4 separate regions of the Homo sapiens genome follow, and all the other regions are linked to region 4. The links are chromatin loops, found by intact Hi-C in ENCODE. Cell type or tissue: GM12878. All regions are shown on one strand. Region 1 overlaps NRG3 (neuregulin 3). Region 2 has its middle 220 kb from the start of GHITM. Region 3 overlaps LOC105378394 (a long non-coding RNA gene). Region 4 overlaps LOC105378399 (a long non-coding RNA gene).

What was found. Peaks named below come from ENCODE experiments on the same cell type or tissue, not always from the same donor. Only the 100,000 strongest peaks of a DNase experiment are listed, where the experiment ranks them.
Region 1: a loop joins it to region 4, with 2.7 times the contacts of the local background. A loop is called at or near these places in 1 of 110 quality-filtered maps.
Region 2: it touches region 4 in a loop (2.7-fold over the local background); 1 of 110 quality-filtered maps calls a loop at or near these places.
Region 3: it touches region 4 in a loop (1.8-fold over the local background); 1 of 110 quality-filtered maps calls a loop at or near these places.

What each region holds. Positions count from the first base shown.
Region 1 is chr10:82,810,418-82,812,917 of GRCh38, forward strand. All of the region lies in intron 3 of NRG3 (neuregulin 3), which reads left to right. Among named protein-coding and RNA genes, the nearest start is that of NRG3-AS1, 580 kb to the left of the region's middle. RefSeq lists a silencer at 1-183. In GM12878, a CTCF peak has its summit at 1,398 (motif pointing right); no DNase peak of the experiment used is centred here.
Region 2 is chr10:83,916,304-83,918,803 of GRCh38, forward strand. No RefSeq gene overlaps it. Among named protein-coding and RNA genes, the nearest start is that of GHITM, 220 kb to the right of the region's middle. In GM12878, a CTCF peak has its summit at 1,412; a DNase peak (open chromatin) is centred at 1,458.
Region 3 is chr10:83,541,648-83,544,147 of GRCh38, forward strand. All of the region lies in intron 1 of LOC105378394 (a long non-coding RNA gene), which reads right to left. Among named protein-coding and RNA genes, the nearest start is that of LINC02650, 130 kb to the right of the region's middle. In GM12878, no CTCF peak of the experiment used is centred here; DNase peaks (open chromatin) are centred at 895 and 1,314; H3K27ac peaks cover 1,369 bases.
Region 4 is chr10:83,991,576-83,994,075 of GRCh38, forward strand. LOC105378399 (a long non-coding RNA gene) reads right to left here. Exons shown (of 4, transcript XR_946148.2): 2 at 1,170-1,322. Among named protein-coding and RNA genes, the nearest start is that of GHITM, 150 kb to the right of the region's middle. In GM12878, a CTCF peak has its summit at 1,026 (motif pointing left); a DNase peak (open chromatin) is centred at 946; H3K27ac peaks cover 810 bases.

The DNA.
Region 1 (2,500 bases), 1.2 Mb before region 4:
GCTTAAAATGGACTGGATTAGTATGTGACTAAAGACAAACAGATCAGTAAAGAAGTGACTGAAGGCCAGGCACTGTGGCTCACGCCTGTAATCCCAGCACTTTGGGAGGCCGAGGCAGGTGGATCACCTGATGTCAGGAGTTTGAGACCAGCCTGGCCAACGTGGTGAAACCCCGTCTCTACTAAAAATACAAAAATTAGCCAGGCGTGCTGGTGGGTGCCTGTAATCCCAGCAACTCGGGAGGCGGAGGCAGGAGAATCACTTGAACCCGGGAGACGGAAGTTGTGGTGAGCCAAGATCGCACCACTGCACTCCAGCCTAAAAAAAAAAAAAAAAAAAAGAAGAAGCGACTGCAATAGTCCAAGCCAGTGATGCTGAGGGTGTGAACTAGGTCGCTGGTAATAGGAAGAATAGGGAGACATACAAGATATTAATACTTAAAAGCCACTAAAAACAGGATTTGTTATCTAATTTTAATGGGTATGTCATACATTTTTCTCTTTAAATTCTTATGAATTTTCAGAATAAAATATACTACTGCCCTACTATGGAGAGGTGTCCTTGTGTGTCCTTTACTTGCAGTGTTCTTCCTTTAGTCATTTGCAGGGCCCCTTCCTTCACTTCCTTCAAATCTCCACTGAAATTCACTTTTTCACTGGGGGCTCCTTTGAGCCTCCTTTGCAAAATAGCCATATCTGTCTCCCAAGCATATATACATACAAACGCCTGGCAATGAATGCCTGCCTAGCTCTTTACCATGATATGTATTGCTTCATATGACTTATAACCATCTTCACATGATTTGTTTTGTAATGTTTATATTTTCACTAGATAACAAACTCTATGAAGGAAGAAGCTTCACCTGTTTGTTCACTGCCATATCACCAGAGCCTACTTCTGTATCCATTAAATATTCGTTGAATAAACAAAAGGGCAGAAAGAACTTGTATGTCAATGATGTGCGTTCCCTTTTTAGAAAGGGAGGCTTGTGGCGACCTTCTAAAGTTTTTGGAATTTTAACCAGCTTTTGTTTCTCCTGCAATGGTGAAATTCTGGGGAGATATCAGTGACCCATTTGGCTTAGAGCTACCTTCCTATTAGATTCTATTGTAACACTTGTGGAACAGGTGAAAAGTAAAGGTGACAGGCAGTAGGAACCATTGGGAATACACCAATTTGGGCTGCACATGCCGAGGTTAGTCCATTCATCATCTTTATTCCACATTGACAGTAAAAGCAATGATCTCTAAATTAATTAGATCCTTAGAGATAAAGCAAAATAAAACTGTGAACATTAATAGGCCCGTATTTCAACACCTGCCTGGACTGAGGCAAGCTCTTCCTGTTCAATTGCTTTCCTTCCCTGCCATGGAGCTGCATTCACCAGCAGTCCTCCAGGGGGCAGGCTTTGAAATTTTCAGAGTTGGATTGCCCAGTCTGTCTTAATCCATACTTCAGGGAAGAAACCATGATAGTTGACTGAATAAACATGTAAAACACCTTGTAGACTGGATCCTACAATCTTTGGTCACACCAGAGCTTGGCAAGCATGTTGTCTTCAAGCCACACTTTAGAGACAGAAACTTAAAGAGATGTCAGCTGGCTTCAGTGTTGGTATGAAGCCTGATAGCTCAGCTGAGTTAAATGACTCCCAACAACCAAATACATGGCTCTTCTAGACCAGGGTTTCTCAAATGTTAATATGTATATAATTATGTGGAGATCTTGTTGAAATGTAGGTTCCAGTTCGCTATGTCTGTGTGGGAATCTAAGATCCTCTATTTCTCCCAGTCTCCTCTCAGTTGATGCTGATATTCCTAGTCCCTGAATCATCCTTTGAGAAGCAAGGCACCTAGATTTCTGGTCAAAATGCTGAAAATTAACAACCCAAATTTAAAGATATGTGGTTTGTTTTGCTTTTTTGTTTTGTTTTTCTTTGAGGCAAATTACTAGAACCAACCAACCAATGAAGGTTCTTCGGCTCAAGAACAAAAAGTCTACTTTGAAATTTACATTTTGACATGAAGCAAAATAAAATGTTAAGCCTAGTTATTTTTCATTTAATCCTAGGTGAGATAAAAAATAATACTGCTTCTATTAAACTGACATAATTATAGTAAAATGTGGGTGAAATAAAAATAAGATCTTTATTGTATATGGAAAATGTAGAATCAACACTGCTAAAAACCACATCAATAAAACAAAAAATGAATTTAAAAAGCACACTCAGGATGCAAAAGCAACCTCTCAGGAGATAAAAATTAGCATAAGAGTTATGAATGAAACAAAACTCAGGACCATAGAAATATTGAGAAACCTGGCTTATCACACTCAAATAAAATTACTCAGTAGAAACTAACATGTAGACATTTTCTGATAAGTTTTGAAACTGCAAAGCAAAAGTTAGATGTTTTATTCTACATAGTACAAAAAATATGTTTATTTCAAAGAAGATAACCAGACAAAATTTGAATTTCTCCTCTGCAATAGTCAAAACCAG
Region 2 (2,500 bases), 75 kb before region 4:
TACCGTAGCCACTGCCAGATTAGCACAGTCTTGTGGGTGCAGGGTGAGAAAAGGGATAACATGGTGTAGGGCGGAAACATGGCCCCTGCCCAGTGAGCTTTGGGATGAGGTGCTGGTTAGAGCAGGTAGAGCTGCAGACAGCAGCCTGCCAGGAGAGGACTGGCAGAGACCTGGGGCCTCTGTAGCAGCATTTCACACACTCCCCTGGGCTTCCTACCCTTAGATTCAGGAATGGGTCAGAGGCGCTCCAAAGGGACCTCAGGTAGACTTTGGCAATGTCCTTAAGCAGGTGGCATAGGCAGCAGCCAAGGGCCAATTCAGCTGCTCCACCAGGTGGGTCTGCTTCTTGGAAGGTCACTTACCATTCAGGTGAGTTAGCCCAGCATAGGGATTTCGAGATGGAGTCTTTGAATCTCAAGGCCCGCTGGCATTTCTTTGGCTGTATCTTGCTGCTGCCTTTGATTCCAGTTTGTCTCTTTCCTCTCAAGGGAGACATTACTAATGTTCTTTTTCTTCCTCCTCAGCTAACTCCTATCAAATGAGTTCATCTACCCTCCCTGAAGCCTCCCTGTTGCGGGGCAGTTCAGGTGATGAAAGTTTCTCTTGGTGGGTGTCCCTTTTCTCAAGGGAGGGTGCAGACTCCTGTCCTGATCCTGTCCTTTCCTCTGGCACAAGAGTCACCCTAGATAATAACTTCTCATTCACAAATGAAATGACGATGATTAAATTATGAAATGTTTTCATTGTATCAAATTTCTCATTTTCTAAACATATTATAACTGAATTTTTATTTCATCTTCCTTCCATAGTCATTTCTGAAAATTATTTCTTATTCCATTTGTTACAGGTTTTTATAATTTTTTCATTCTATCATATCCCAGTCAGAAAATGTGGCTTGTGCCATTTGTACTCTTTGGAACATAATCAGATTTTCTTTGCAGCATACGATACCATCATCGGCTTTTGAATCCTTGATTTATCTATGAGTCAGGTGAAATACATCTTAGAACAGTTTCCAGGAAGCATAAGAAAGCGGCATACTTTCTACACCATTGCGTTTCCCTAAGTGTTTTTGTTTGTTTGTTTGTTTGTTTTTATGGCTTCACACATCAATAACAATTTAGCTGAACACAGAATTCTAGGGTCATGACCTTGCTCATTTAAGCTTCTGGAGATGGTGGTTCTGTGTTGGAGCAAAATCTAAGGCAAAGGGATGTTGCTTGCTTTGTAGGTACCCTGTTCTTCTGTTGAGATGCACGCAGGATAGTTTTTTTTAACTCCTCTAAATCACGCCATAATTTCTTCAGCCTAGGGCTCCCTGCGCTCTGAGAGCGCCGGAGCACCTCAGAGGAAGTGAGACAACACGTGGAGGGATGAGGGCGGTGGCGCTGCAAGCTCTGGCTTCTGGGAAGTTCCCCAAAGCGCATAGGGGGCAGCAAGCTTTCCGCAGTAATTTCCCAAGCTGCACTAAATATTATCAACAAGCACAATAACTCAGCCGTGTGCTCTGCGCTCTCATTTCCCTTCCATGAGCAGAGGCTTATTATAAATCAGTAGGATTTCTACAGCAAGGGCAAAAGTTGCATGTGTGGAATTGAGGAAATAAGAAGTTGAAACTTGAAAAGAATTTTTTAGCCATGTGATATTTTCTCCTCCAGGCTCTGTGTCTCAATGACAGCGTGTTCTCATCGATGCTCAACTTTCTTTGAGTTTTGCCTCTGTCCTTGCCTGAATCCAGAAAGTTTGGAGCCCTGTAACAAAATTGCTTAATTCCTTAAGCCACTCCCCCAACCACAAATAAGTCAGTACTAAAAGGCCACATGACTATACTTCAGAACCTAGACAGTGTACTCCAGGAAGAGGATCAGAAGAGGAGAAGATGGCACAGAGGTTGGTGGAGGGCTCAGAGAATCCCTGAACATGTTCAGGGGAGAAAGAGCAAGCAGGACTTGCTCAGTTTCCAGAAACAGCTCCACAGGACAGCCTCACAGGGAAATGGGCTATGCATTGCCCAGCTCCAGTGGTGCCCTTCCCACCCATGTTTCCGTGAATCCTCTGCAGTGCACACCTTGAGAACATGGATGGTGGCCCCTCCTAGAGGAAGCCCCCATGCCCAGGCTGGTGAGTTAAGAGCAGATCCAGGCTGGGCGCCATGGCTCACAGCTGTAATCCCAGCACTTTGGGAGGCCAAGGCAGGCGGATCACCTGAGGTCAGGAGTTCAAGACCAGCCTGGCCAACATAGTGAAACTCTGTCTCTACTAAAATACAAAAAAATTAGCCAGGCATGGTGGCAGGCACCTGTAATCCCAGCTTCTCAGGAGGCTGAGGCAGGAGAATCACTTGAACCCAGGAGGCGGAGGTTGCAGTGAGCTAAGATCACGCCACTGCACTCCAGCCTGGGCAACAGTACAAGACTTCATCTCAAAAAAAAAAAAAATGCAGACTCAAAATTGCTACATGAAGTGCCTAGGCTGATAAACAAAGCTGAAACTCTCAGTT
Region 3 (2,500 bases), 450 kb before region 4:
CTTTCCACAAGCTCAATTGAGTGGTATACAATGAAAGAAAGTATACCACTTGCTTTCAGACCAAATACTGACACCCAAAGTGATGTTTATTATCTAAGCAGGCATATAACAACTTTACAACCAATTCTTGTAGACTTGTTGAAGTCTTGACTTTCTGTCAAACACAGAGAATGTGTTTGAAAGACTGACCCAAGGCAAATACAACAAATATTTTGATAGCAAGATCAACCATTATTCTTGTAAGGTTCAGTGGCAGAATCTTTTTTAAGTGGAATAAAACAAGACCAAATGAAATTCTAGTTCTATAGCACTAGTGTGAGGGACTCAAGTGCCTGGTTCATCAAATTCTTATTTACCCATTAAACAAAAGTGATGTAAGGACACAATTATTCTAGTCAAATAGCCACGCACATATCTTAAACACTGTTTCACTCATAAAAACATTATTTCTAATCTATATTATGTAGTTAGCAATCCCCTTTGAGCATGTTCTGATACCAGCATTTGAAATGCATGCCCTAGAGTGTAAACCTCTCTGTGTAGAGGTAACTCAATATACATAGAACCTAGATTCTTCATTAGAATTATTTGGGTGTTCTTCCAAAGAACCCCTGATCTTCATAGGGTACAAATTAAATAGATTTATATACACATGCATTACCTTGTCTGTAGACAAATAAATCACAGATGATATACCACCACCTCCTTTGTGGTCCTGCTGCAAGGTTCATACTTGTTAGAACCTTCAGTGCATGGAGTAATTGTTCAGGTCAGGCATTTGCCTCTGCCACCAAACACTAGTTATTTCCATTCTACTAAGCACCCGTTTTGCATGGTGACTGGCATAAAGTTCACATGCAATAAGTGTATGTGATCTTTTAATAAATGACTGGATCAGTTAATAAATTAGAATAAGCAGATGTTGGAATTATCACTCCCACCTATTGCCTCCACTGTGGTTATTCTGACTAAAGACAAAGCAAAAATGGTGGGGAAGGAACTTTTCTCTGTTATAGCATAGCTTGTGACACAGAACTAGATGGGAAAAACTAGAGTCCCATATAAAGTTAGGTTCTACCTGCATCTGACTTTCTCTTCCATCAGGCAAGCCAATATACCCCTTAGAGGGCTGGTCCTTTAAGGCAGGCTGACCTCACTAGAGAAGGCAGAATCTTTGTGGTCAGCTGTGACTTGCAGCTGAGGTATATGCTAGGGAAGAAAGAGGGCCTAGGTTAGTAGACAACCTCCCCACTCAAAAACCAACTTTGCGCATTCTCGCTGTGTTTGCTTTACTTCAAAGGCTGTTTTTATTGTCACCCAGGCATAGAAACTAGCCTTCAGGGTTTACTGCATGTCCTGACATGAAGCTTCTCACTGTCTAATTTGCATTCTAAATAGGTGCACAATTGATTCACAAAACCTCTGTGCTGCTTAACAGGACAAATGAATCATTTACTTTCCAAATTGCAGGGAGCTTTGAGGTCAGTCAGCCTGGGAAGCCACAGAGCCTCTCCCTCAGAGACACAGAGGAATACAAACAAGCAGGCTCCAGCTTTGGGAACCATCTCCATTTGAGTGGCCAGTGCCATCATCCTCTTACAACACTCAGGGGATGCAGGGTATTAGCATGCTCAAGCCAGCATATGGTACACATCTTATTAACGTAATCGCAGGACTCCAGCAAGCTGTTTTCCAGATGATTTGGACCCCTGTGAATATTCATCTCTATTCTCTGCCTCTGCTCATCTCTGGAAGGAATAATGCATACACATTCCTTTTGCCCAGTGGACTCCAAAGAAATCTTTCCAGTGTTTATAATACCTGTAAAACCCCTCTGTAAATAACACTCAGGCCACACTGAGCAGATTGAAGCCAAGAAGCTCAGTTCTGCCTGACAGCTTTTCCCCAATTGGTTATTTTTAATGTTAGAAAAGAAGAACGGCTCCTGAACAGAAGATTCACACTAACCTTAACTTAGACATTTTTTATGGCTCTTTAGTGAAAGGCTATTTTTACATTTTTGAAAGATTAAGTGAATTCAGCTTCTTCATCTAAAAAACTGTTTCTTTTTATGCTGGCCAGTGACAAGTTTAAATTTAAAAACAAAGAATAAGAATAATGATAAAAGTGGGCCTTAATTAGAAGATGTACGTTGTTTTCTGTTCAGCCAAGACCTCCCTCCCTCACCCCAGTCTCTGTCTCTCCCCTCAATCCTTCCAACCATGAATGCCAAGCATTGCAAAAGATTCTTTAGCTAACAGTGACCTGGGAAACATCTGGTCTGGAAATTAAGAAATATATTGGGGATATATCTTTAAGATGAAATGAGAGGCTTCATTCAGACTGCAGAAGAATTATTTGTGACTCATTCATAAAAGTGAGAAAGAAGATCAACAAGGATGTTTTAGTACCCACCAGTAGGGAGAAATGGAAATGCAGAAGAAGCTAATATTTATTAAGTACTTACTTATGGAAATAAACAAAGACCAACCAAATGAGA
Region 4 (2,500 bases):
CCACACAACAGCATGGGGTTTAAGGCCTAACAATAAGATTCAATATTAATTGCTGCCTTGATACATGGCAAAACTGGGAGGGCCTGGAATGTCCTAACCACAAGTTCTCCTCTTCCTTCACACCATGGATAAGAATCCCTTGGCCGGGCACAGTGGCTTACGCCTGTAATCCCAGCACTTTGGGAGGCCGAGACAGGCAATCACGAGGTCAGGAGTTCGAGACCAGCCTGGCCAACATGGCAAAACCCCGTCTCCTACTAAAAATACAAAAATTAGCCAAGCGTGGTGGTGTGCACCTATAATCCCAGCTACTCAGGGGGCTGAGGCAGGAGAATCACTTGAACCTGTGAGGCGGAGTTTGCAGTGAGTCAAGATCACACCACTGTACTCCAGCCTGGGCAACAGAGCAAGATTCCATCTCAGAAAACAAAAAAACAAAAAACAAACAACAAAAAAAAAGAATCCCTTGCCAAAAGACCCTTATCACCAAATGGACCAGGTGCAGCTCCTCCTTATCCCTGCGTGGGTAGTCTTAGTTCCCTCCCAGCCCATAAAACATTTCAGACAAACTAACCACTTCCCCTGTGGGAAGCAGGAGTCCCCCTATCCTCTTGATACCACAGAGCCTGCCTCCCACAGCCTCTGTTCCCAAGTTCAACTCCGTTGTGGCCCTGTGTGGCACAGTGTCTTTCTCCCCAGGCCATGAGTGTGTGTGATAAATAAACTAGTCTCAACCTCATCTGTCCAGTGCTGGGCTGTTTGTCATGTGTTTGACTATCCCTATAACCCTAGGATTGTTCCCCCGTGGGATGAATGGGAAGCAATTCAAACACAGCAGCACAGAGATGGGCCAGAGGAGGGCCTGTGTAGGTAACATGCACTTACACAGACAGGAGTAAGAGCCTTCTCTGCAAGGAACACCCCACCCCCACCCCACCACCCCAGGCTCCCAAGGACGTGGGAAAATTCACTCTGAGAGCAATGGGGCATGCCTGAAGCCGCTTGCCAGTTATAGCACCACCTGCTGGGGTCTTGTGCAAAGTGATCTATTGAGAATGGCAAGGTCCAGCCATCAAATGGTTACTAGACCATTAACTTCAGCATAACCTATATAGAAGAAATGATCGCCAACCTACGCAGAGGTTCTCATGTTAACATTCAATACTTACTTATTGAAAAGGTTTTTTAAAATGCTCAGCCAAATGAGAGCAGGCAAACTGTTTTTCTTCTAATTACAGCCACGTGCATCTTTTTCTTAGTTAATTTTCTCAGCTCTGATGATTGTCTTCAGTGGGTTCTTGACTCAATCTAAGTGAGTTCATCTGTAAAACAGGGATGATAATAGCACCTACTATACGGGGCTACAATAATAGCTGCATAGCACTTAGAGCAGCTTCAATACACACAAGATCTTAGTAAGAATTAGAGAAACATTTTTTTTTTCTTTTAAGTGGAACCTTGACTGTTCCTGACCTTTGAGAATGTCTACTCAGTGAAACCTCCACAGAGGTACAATCCATCCAGGAAGACAAGGATAACTCAAATGAATTGATGAGAGAACAAGACTACATAATGCATGATCGAAAGTGTTAAAATGTGCAGAACTGACAATCTTTCCAAACAGACAAGGGGGAGAAAAAGAATAGCATGGGCTTGGCCTGCCAGCTAAGTTTTAGAGAAAAAGAACTTGATCTTGGCCTCAATGATGCATAAAATTGTTAGAAAGAGAGGAATGGTGTTACATATGAAATGAATCTCTAGTAATTTTTCACTAGGCACTGGCTTATGGTCCCGGAAAATATTGTAATTGGCAAAACTGCATTTGGCAAAATCATGTTTAAAAATGGAAATGTCATTAACAAGTTTATCTATAAGATATATTGAATATATATTTATCTATTATACCCTAACTCAAGCCTAACCCCTCCAGGAAGGTGACCTTCTCTGAGAACCCGTCACTATCTCCTGTGGGTCACCAATGGACCAAGGCACACTTCTATGTGGCCCTCAAACTTCATAGCATAACTTACCTGCATCTCAAGCTTCAATCTCTAGCCACAAACTCAACTGTCAAGTGAATATAACTTTCTTTACCTTTTGTATGAATGACTCAGTTGCAGCTTAAGATGGCATTATTTCCAAGAGACTTATGTAGTGCCAAAGCAGCAACAGGAGCAGAAACCCAGGTCCTCAAAGTCATCTATCCATGTAAGCTGTCTGCCACCCTGTCCAGCCCTAGATTTTTGGTTCATGTGAGTTGGCCGTGGGTCATTGAGACAGACCCTGTCATCGTGTTCTTCAGACTCAGGGCCTATCTCCACTGCTTCCCTGCCTTTCTAGGCACGCAAGAACCATCCTGCAGCTAAAGTCCCTGACCCACTGCCGTTTCTTCTCTGCAGTTCAGCCACTTTCCCAGGACTGAACCCAGTAGAAGGGTCCTGGGGTTCTCAATATCAGTGTTCTTATCATTTCTCCAGCTCTCTTTCTGTCCCTCAAGCCA